Linked DNA regions of Homo sapiens: region 2 is linked to region 1. The links are chromatin loops, found by intact Hi-C in ENCODE. Cell type or tissue: PC-9. All regions are shown on one strand.

Evidence for each region. Hi-C counts contacts between places; a loop is a spot of excess contacts. Peaks named below come from ENCODE experiments on the same cell type or tissue, not always from the same donor. Only the 100,000 strongest peaks of a DNase experiment are listed, where the experiment ranks them.
Region 2: a loop joins it to region 1, with 3 times the contacts of the local background. A loop is called at or near these places in 2 of 110 quality-filtered maps.

The regions. Positions count from the first base shown.
Region 1 is chr13:97,565,702-97,570,701 of GRCh38, forward strand. All of the region lies in intron 3 of LOC105370324 (a long non-coding RNA gene), which reads right to left. Among named protein-coding and RNA genes, the nearest start is that of RAP2A, 130 kb to the left of the region's middle. In PC-9, no CTCF peak of the experiment used is centred here; DNase peaks (open chromatin) are centred at 2,380 and 3,320.
Region 2 is chr13:97,798,048-97,803,047 of GRCh38, forward strand. No RefSeq gene overlaps it. Among named protein-coding and RNA genes, the nearest start is that of IPO5, 150 kb to the right of the region's middle. In PC-9, CTCF peaks have their summits at 2,456 (motif pointing left) and 2,666; a DNase peak (open chromatin) is centred at 334.

The DNA.
Region 1 (5,000 bases):
AAAATCGGGAAATTACTGCAGCATTCCTCTCAGACTGTGACCAGGTGGGTCTCAAGGCTGAAGTATGGTCTGAGAAAGTCCCCCAGAATTTTCCCTAGTAAAGTCTAGGACAGTTAGGGAACCTAAAAGGTTGGTTCTCCCTTTTTTGAGCACCCCACACATATCTCTAACTATATCTGTGGGCTCACTGTTCTGAAAAGACACCAAGTTTTTCCAGACAGAAAGGGTCCAATGACCTATTTCTGGTGACCAAGAGAAACATAAAAGCCTCAAAAACCTCAAACACAAAATACTCCCCACCCCCTACATACACACATGCTGCGATTTTGTAAAAATGTAATTCGTTGGCTGTTGGATTCGTTTTCTTGCTAAACAAAGGCTGCTCCCTGTTTCCTCATATGATGGGCATAATTACCAAAGTGATCCAAGTCTGCACATACTATTTTCCTTCCATTCACTGCAAGTCTGGAACAACAACAAGAGAAGTGACACTCCCAGAAGTGGAATTAACACACACCCCACATACTGCTTTCATGTCTCCTCTGGCTGCCACCTAAAACAGAGTTACAGATCCTGACCCTCCCCATCCTCAGACACAAGGATCACAATTGATCAAACATTGTGGCAGGTGATTGTTTGGAGGAAGACTGAGATAAATGTAAGCTTTTAAAAACAGCTGGTGTTCTTACTTGAATTAAGAGTTTCGAGATCAAGCTATGCGATAAAGAAGTGTAATCCCTGACCATCCCTCTGATCTGGATTCTTCTCTCTGCTACTATGGAATATTTGTCAGTGTCTACCATTTGAAGACTAGGAGGAGGAGAAGGGAACCCTCTGTCTTCCCTCAGATTTTCACTGCCACCTCCACCCCAGCATCTCAGCTGAAATCCACATCTGTTCACAGAAGCCTCCATACTTCCCCAAGTCTGCCCATACACAGGCTTCTGGAGAGATTAAGAAGTTTGACATGGAGAAAGGGTGGAACAAGATGGCCAAATAGAAGGCTCCACTGATCTTCCCCCTCACACGGATACCAATTTGACAAATAGGGTGACCTAGTATTTGCTAGCACAATAGGATGCACAATAGGTGACAAATCAAAAATAATTTAATTGTACATTTTTAAATAACTAAAAGAGTACAGTTGGATTGTTTGTAACACAAAGGATAAATACTTGAGGTAACAGAGACCCCATTTACCCTGATGTGATTATTACACCTTGTATGCTTGTACCAAAATATCCCATAATGCCCCATAAATATATATACCTATTATATACCAACAAAAATTAAAAATTTAAAACAAAAGTTTTCTAGGTACTCCAGGATGGTGATGGTGTTAATGAGCACTGGCTAACACAGGGGCAGGCTGAGGGTGAGGCAAGAAGCAGCTCAAATAGACCCTTTGCAATGGACTGCAGCGGAGCCACGTGGGGAGATGTGGCATTGGTTGTCCACTTACAGTTTTGCTTTTTGAGTGATTTTTATGGTCTCTGCAAGCCTTCTGCAAGGTTTCTTGGATGTGCTTTAAATATTTAACTAAGAAGTTAGTGCCTATCTCACCTAAATTGAAGCTGTGCAGGAAGACTGGTAGCAGTATGGCAAAGAGAACGATCTGCAAGAGAATGTTAGAGCCATCCAGAAAACAGGTGACTGGTGTCAACAGAGTGGATTTGTAGAACACATGAGCAGTTTTAAGGGAGTTGCAGAAATACCTGGGTTGAGACGCAACAAAGTCTGCCTGAAAAACTTTGCCTTGTAAAAGGAGTGGCCACTGAAGGACCAGAGATTCTCTTTGTCCCCATGGCAAGCTAAGAACTTGAGAAGACTTTGGCATACTGTGATCTTGCCATTTCAACTAGACCTCAGAGGATCTAATGGATTCTCATCAACAGCCAGCAGTTCACAGGCTACTTTCTGAAAACAACTGATTCACCAAAACTGAGCCCTAGAAGGCATAAGCATGTGTGGCCATCTCCTGTGGCAATGTCACAACCTGAAACAAACAAATAAAAAAAGCAGAGAGTCCATATGCCAAAGATCAAGGGTGCAGATGTATCCGGGCATTCCCATTGGGACCTTTATTGTGTGAGCCTGAGAAGGACAGTGAATGCAATGTATTATAGGTCCAAGGACAACCAAGCTACTGGATAAGAGAAAGGATGCTGGTCTGAGTGAGAATCTCAACTTCAAGCCCTTAATCAGAATATGCTCATCTAGTTCTGTCTCAGTTCCCCTGTTCATAATGGCAGAAGAGAGGCAAGGGACTCACAAGACAATCTGCAATGCTCTTTACAGCTTGATGACTCAAAGCAGGAGACAGAATTGTGGAAGGTGGTGCTGTGGTGTGAGCCCTAGGCTGGGTTCCCAGACCAGCCCACAGGGAAGCTTCTACCTCTGTTGCAACCAGGAAGTAAGGAATGAGGAAGCTGCCACCGCCCCTGCCACATTCCAGGACACACACCACCAGGGCTGCAGTCTAGGAATCGGGAGCCTGGAAGCATGAAGCTGCCACCACCACTGCAAACTGACTCTTTATACCCCTGGAGCTGGAGTGAAGAGGTTCATGTATTTATTCCCTGAATGATCATCAAAAACAATTTACCCAATCTGCCTGCAGTGAGGGCAGCTTCATCCACACAGGAAAAGAAACTGGGATTTGGGACATTTTTCAAAAGTGAACACAAAGAACGCATATGTTCTAGAAAAAGCACCAGACTAATTAAGTGAATGAGCTTTGAGAACAGACAGATCTGAGTACACAGACTGCCCCCACCAGATACCTGCCTCATTTTCCATATCAGTAAAGTGGGGGTAATAATTCTACCTATATTGCTCTGCTATGACAACAGTTACATGAGGTGATGCACATAGTGTACCTAGCACAGTGCTGGAAAAGGGTGCCAGCTATGCTCGGGCATCCAGCCACCTCCTTCTCCTGTGCCTTCCTGTATTGCAGACCCCTGTTGGATGACAGAGTTGGGAAGCTAAAAGCCACCACAGCTAGAGTTCTGCATGCCAATCAGGGTCTGTGTGGCAGATGCACTGTCATGCAATTTGGAAGGCAGAATCCAGGAGACGCCCAGCGCTGCTACTTCTGGCTTTCTGCTGGTAAGTAAGGTTGTGGAGATGTGGCATTTCTGCAGTGGTGTCCCACTGTCCAGACACTAACTCTAAGGGTGTCAAGAGGCAGTTTGCAGTGGTGGTGGCAGCTTCATGCTCCCAGCTTCCCAATTCCTGGACTGCAGCCATGGTGGTGTGTGTCCTGGAATGTGGCAGGGTCAGTGGCAGCTTCCTCATTCTCCCCTTCCTGGTTGGAACAGAGGTAGAGGCTTCCCTGGTGAGCTGGTCTGGAAGCCCAGCCTGGGGCTGGCCACCCCCACCACTTCCCATGATTGTGTGAGCACCACCTCCCGACACTAATCCCTTCCTGCTTAAAACACCAGGCATCTTCCAGATCCCTGCAGTGAACTCTGACAGTTATGCACCCCATGGAGCACAGGGTAAACTTCCAATACAACTTGGCTATGTCTACATTTTCAACTGAGGACCTACTATGTGCCAAGTCCTAATATACATATTGTTTTAACCCCCAATGATTCTGCCAGCTATGAATTTTTATGACTATTTGTATACATAAAGACGTTCAGTGATTTGCATAAGGTCACTCAACTAATAAATGACAGATGAGTGTGGCCGCAAAACTCATAAGAACACATAACAATCTTAGGACCGACAGAAGTAAAAACCTCTTTGTGTTTTTGCTTTTCTTTACTGATATCATATCAGAGTTCCTCCAGCGAATAAAAGGATCCTAGATGGCCCCTGGGGGCAATTAACTGCTTTTTGGAAGCTTTCAAACTAATGAATTATGAGATGCAAAAATCAATGGAGACTTACTTTAAAAAAGAAACAGCATCCATCATTAGTGATGTTAGAACCAGGTAACACAGAGTTCTCCAAAACTTTAAAGATGCAGACTGCAGCAACTCTGAGAATGGCTCCTACACCTTAGGTGACAGGCCATGTAATTAACCGAGGGCCCCCCTGTACCTCCCACAGCTGTGCCTGGCCAGTGAGTGATCCTCAGGGACGCCAAAGCAGCCGGTTTCTGGGAGACACTGGACTCTTCTGAAGGTTGATCTTGGCCCAAAGACTCCCCAGTAGCCTTACAAACCTTCCTTAAACTGCACAGCTGTTTCAAAACCACAGTGCTCCCACCTAACCTTCCCACCCTCTCCTCTTCCCTGGATCAGGCTTACAGGGCGAGCCGAAACTCTCGCAGCCTTTTCTGATACTCTTCATCTTCTCTCACACGGTAGTGTCCGCTAATGGAATCTTGGCACATTTAACGCCGTTTTGCCATCTGCCTCCCATAAAGCCTGGACTAACACATGGAATTCAGCACTATCGTCTACCCTCCCACTCACAAAACAAGAATTACATTGTATTTTACAATATAAAATGCATGAACACATTTAATGTACTCAGACTCATGTCCAAAACATGAGAGAGAATGTTCTTTAGCACTAAAACTGTTCACCACTACCTGAAGAGCTAAGGAGCTAGTTTTCTTACCAAAAAGAAAAAAGGCGGGGGGAGGGGTGGTGGCGGGTAGAGGGCATTTAAAATAACATCTGAGAGAAGACTATTTAACTCCCAAAACAACTAGATTCCACTGAAATAACAAACAGAAGTAGAATTGCTAAATCCATCTCTTCTCAGAGAAGAAAAGCACATATTTGCTTTTGCTCCAGAGATTTTTTTAATACAGTATTTAATGGGAAGGCTGAGTTTGTAGGGCAGTTAAATCACAGGAGACCCAGAGAACCAAATACTTCACTCTGTGCTTCATCCGACTTTCCCAGTAGCTCTCCGCTGGCCATTATGCCTCATAGAATGCATTCTAATGGCTTAAAATGACAGTGTTTTGTTTACAAAATGGCTCCATTCCTCAAGGAACCCAAGAGCCTGTGCACTGTAACAGGGCTATTGATAGA
Region 2 (5,000 bases), 230 kb after region 1:
GTTCTTGAAAGCAGCTGTCTTCTTGGATCATGATGATGAGGCCAAGGCTGAAGCTCCCTATTCCCTCTTTTGCCTATTTTATGAGCCCAGCACCATCTGGGATGATATTTGGCTTTTGAACCTCACTAAGAAAACAAAATTAGCCCTGGATGAAGTTATTACATTGCAAATATCTGATTGTCATTCAGAGTTTTCTGTGATCTAATCAGTTCTCATCAAGTTCATATCATCCAAAAAGCACTCTGAGGATAGTGTGTCTTGTAAGAAATAGCTCACCTTCAAGGGTCATGACATGTAAACTGGTAATTACAACACAAAAGAAAGCAATGACTCAAGTCCCAGAGTGGCTGAAACCCTATCTGGTGGGAATCAGAAAGGCATCAGGGAAAAGCAGCTTTGGAGATAAGTCTAAACAAGGAGAAATATTTCAACAGGTAGAGATGAGGTGTGAATCTACAATGTTCCTCTAAACTTCTGAAACATTCACACCTTTAAATTTTTCACTGAACTGTGTTGGGCTTAATTCATTCAGTTTCAACCCCTCATTTGCCTATTTTTCTCCACCGAAGTTGCAGCGTGATGGGAACAACGCGTTCTGCCTCCGCCCACTGGCTGGCAGAAGCGTAATGCCTGCGAGCAGAAGGGGTAATACTGGAGGCTGAGTCACAAGCTCCATTCTTCTTTTTTAACTGCTCTATTGAGGTATCATTGACAAATAAAAATTGTATTTATTTAAGGTTTACTGTTTGATGTTTTGATATATATGCATTGTGAAATGATAACCATGGGTCAAAGGGAACATAGCTTCAATTATGCAGACTCCACTCTGACTTGTAGCCCTACTGATGAAATGCTGCTCTGTAGCTCTGGTGGTCTGATGTTTTTACACCAAAAACAGGCCAAGCCAAATAAGTTTCGGGAGACTGTCCTGGCAGGAAGCCTTTATATTTAGATTAATCCAAAAGGCGTCATTTGTTAACTGCGGCACACTGTGCCTGAAGCGCAGGTCACGCAGAACATCTGGTTTTGGTCAAGTCTTAGTTTGTATTCAGTTTTCCAACTGGGCTGAGTCAACACAAGTTCAAAGTATGTGCCCTGTAACAGACAATACAGCCTGCTATTGAGCTGTCCGGGACACCCAGCCTTCTGCCCTAACTCTGTCACCTTCGACAGGGTATACCTTTAATCTCGGTGACTCGAGGAAAAGCAAAGGGACGCCTGTGTTTTCTGTGCATTCATTCATTAGCTCTTCATTAAGACATTGTCATTGACAATCAAACAAATGTTAATGGCATTTCTTTTTTTTCCTTTGAAATCAAGATAACTCTTGTTCAGACAACATACAACATCATGTCTAGAACATACTATCAGGACTAAAGCCAAATGCATTATGCAGTGTCCCCTCTAATGGCAGTGTGTGGATGCTGAAGGGTTTGTGAACATTCTGGGTGAAGCTGCAAGCTCTTTTATTTTATTTATTTTTTTTTTTGGAGTGTGTTTTCATTTCGACGCTTGTATTAATGTAAATAGCTCCTCTGGGTAATCACCTTATAACCAATTACATTTCCAGATTTCATGGCTCATGTTTGCATTTCTGTTTGTAGTTATGTTGGAGAACCATCCAGATAATGGGAAAAGAAGTGAGATTAATCGATAAATGAAGCATTCTCACTTAATGAAAACAAAATGATGCTAAAATGACTCACTATACAGATGAAGGTTTGTCATGGCATAAGTAAAATAATGTAATAGGAAAATTGATTAACCACATAGCACATGGGAGTATAGGCACAGCAAACTCATGCCAAATTCAGTGGTGAATAGCCATGTAGTTTCAGCAAAATAACACCATCCTCTACATCCCATTAATGTTGTCAATTTGTCACCTTTTAAATTTTTATTTGTATTAACTTTATAAATTTTATTTTAATAAATCATTTTATAAAAGCTGTAAACATAGCATGTTCTCTCTAGTTTTATGTTTTTATGCATTAGGTAAAATAATAAAAATGTAAAAACAATTTAAGTCAAAAATTAAAATATCAAAAGTGTTATTACCCTTTTGCTCAAATTTGAGAAATAGTGAAGTAAGCCTAATCCTCCCTATGTGTCTAAAATGTGATGGGCTAGGTCAACAAGGCAAGAGCCCTGACTGATTTTCAAGCCAGTTGAATTAGACGAGAAGAGTTTTAGAATAATAAAAGCAAAAACGGTCAAGGAGCTAAGAGTTCAAATCTCAACTATGCCATTTGCAGAGTGTCAGAACTTAGATAAGCTACTTCCACTTCTCTGGGCTTCAGTTTAATCATCTGTGAAATAAGGAGGTCTTAGTATAGAACTATTTCAGGTCCCTTTCAACTCTGAAATTTTATGGTTCTATTTCTCCTTTATTCTAAAGAAGTTAAAAGACAGTCTCTGGGTCGTAGAAGCCTGCCCTCTGCTGGCCGAAGCCCATTCTTCAATCCTGACGTCTGCCAAGTGTGGAGATGAAGAGACCTAGACCGGCCTCAGCCCTAGAAAAAGGTCTAGGCCCTAGAAAAAGTTAGGGCCAGACGCGGTGGCTCATGCCTGTAATCCCAGCACTTGAGGCAAAGATGGTCCGGTCCCCTGAGGTCAGGAGTTCGAGACCAGCCTGACCAACATGGGGAAGCCCCATCTCTACTAAAAATACAAAAAATTAGTCGGGCGTGGCAGCGCATGCCTGTAATCCCAGCTAGTCAGGAGCCCGAGGCAGGAGAATCGCTTGAACCCGGGAGGCAGAGGTTGCAGTGAGCCAAGATGGTGCCATTGCACTCCAGCCTGAGCAACAGAGCGAAACTCCGTCTCAGAAAAGAAAAAAAAAAAAAAAGTAAACAAAAAGGCAGCCTACTTTGCTTTTTTTTTTTTTTTTCTTTTTTTCATCTTCTTTCTGTTATTTTCTTTTCTTGGATTCTGCTCTTGGAGTAAGGGAATGCTGAAATGTCCTTCACAGTCATCCTCATCTCTAATCTGTTCTTAGGCAACAGCCCTGTCTATACGCAGTCACCCTACAGCGACTGGGTTTATACCATGACATCCCAGTCTCGCCTCACCACAGCTAACTGGCAAGTCAAGAGCAGCTAATCCAACTATTCGGTATCCTATGGCATGACCTGGAGGAAAAACAGGAGCTGCATGGTGTAGTCTTGCATATGAATTGATGAAATCTTAAGCTAAAGAGGTGTCAGAGTCCACCCCCAAGATGTCCCTGGAGATCTCCACCTCCTAGCCTTTATGTCTTGTGTCGTCCCCTCCCACAGTGAATGGGACTGACCTGTGGCACCAATAGCATATTGTAGAAATGGCAACATGTGACTTCCGAGGCTGGGTTATAAAAGCGAGCTGCCTCCGCCTTGCTTGCTCTTGGATCACTCCCTCTGGGGGAAGGAAACCAGCTGCCATATTGTTAGGACACTTGGCAGCCTATGGAGAGCCCACATGGTGGCAAACTGAGACTCCTGCCAACAGCCAGATGAGTGAGCCATCTTGGAAAAAGATCCTCTATCCCCAGTTATGCCCTGCAATGACTACAACTCTGGTTGTTGTCTTGACTACACCCTCATCACAGACTCTGAGCCAGAAACACCCAGCTAAACTGCTCTGAATTCCTGATCACCAGCAACTGTGTGAGATAATGTTTATTGTTTGGTGCCACTAAGTTATGGGGTAATTAGTTACAAAGAAATATATATCAAATATAAGAGATGGCACCCTGAAGGCATCTTTTGGGAAATTCAGGGAAGATCTGGGGCTATCAAGGACCCCTGGTATTTATACCCCTCATGATGTAAGTCCCATCTGTATGCACTAAGAAAGGAGGTCTAGGGGTTCTCATGGGTAGTTACCAGGATTGCTATGTCTGGAGGCAAATATGACTAGGAAGTATATTTTGGTAATGCTCTGGCCTATTGGGTAGAGAAACATAATGTAGAATCATGACATAAGAAATTAGTCAAGGAAAAGACAAAATTTCAACCCATATGTAAAATAAGTTGGCAGGCCCTGCCATAAGGCACAAGAGGGTAAAAGTAACACAGCTTTGAACAACAACAACAACAGAGTAACAGCTAGAATCAATGTGTTTGTGGGTGCATTCAGAAAGTAAAGGAGTACACATGTATGTTGGGAGACAAAGGAAGGATGAATACAAAAATCAAGACTGAGAAAGGTGGGGTTGAGGAAGTTGCAAAAACTGTAGGCTTAGTGCCTACATAGGGTATCCAAAAAGTCCAATGTGCTGTCTTCAAATGGGCATGGTAAACCCTGCTTGCTTGGGACAGATATCAATATCCAGTTGAGTTTTATCTGAATGGTGAGACATCGCACAGCTGGTCAGGCGATAAGCACAATCTTAGGCAATCAGTCCATCAGCAGACCATGTGGTTAGTGCTTGGATCGACAGAGAGCAGAACACAGCCTGGGAACATGTTTCTCCAATAGAAACATGCTTTAGATCAAAACTCCTGGCTCAGGAGAGAAATTGAAGCAGTATATGGACTGGATTGTCTCAAAGGGACTAAAAAGGCTGGGACTCAGTAGATAGATGCATGCATGTGGCTTGGCTAAACACACTGGGTACCAAGACACATTTAATTCCTGATCCCTGGAAGTTCAGGACTGATTTCAGAACTGGTTGAAGCTGGGAAGGCATGAGCTGGCAGACAGCTTGAATGTTGTCAATGACAATTGTTCCACCAGCATTGTAAATAAACTGATCTACCAAATATTTTTGAGCAATTATAAGGTGTAAACAACAGGGAAGGAATTTCGCCTTGAAATTTCTAGAAAGCTATTCTTATTGTTGCCACTCTATAGAGACAAGAGAACCCCACTCAAAATTCAGTTTGGATGTTGATATGGTTTGCCTGTGACCCCACCCAAATCTCATCTTGAATTGTAGCTCCCATAATTTCCTCATGTTGTGGAAGGGACCCAGTGGGAGATAACTGAATCATGGGGGCAGTTTCCCCAATACTGTTCTC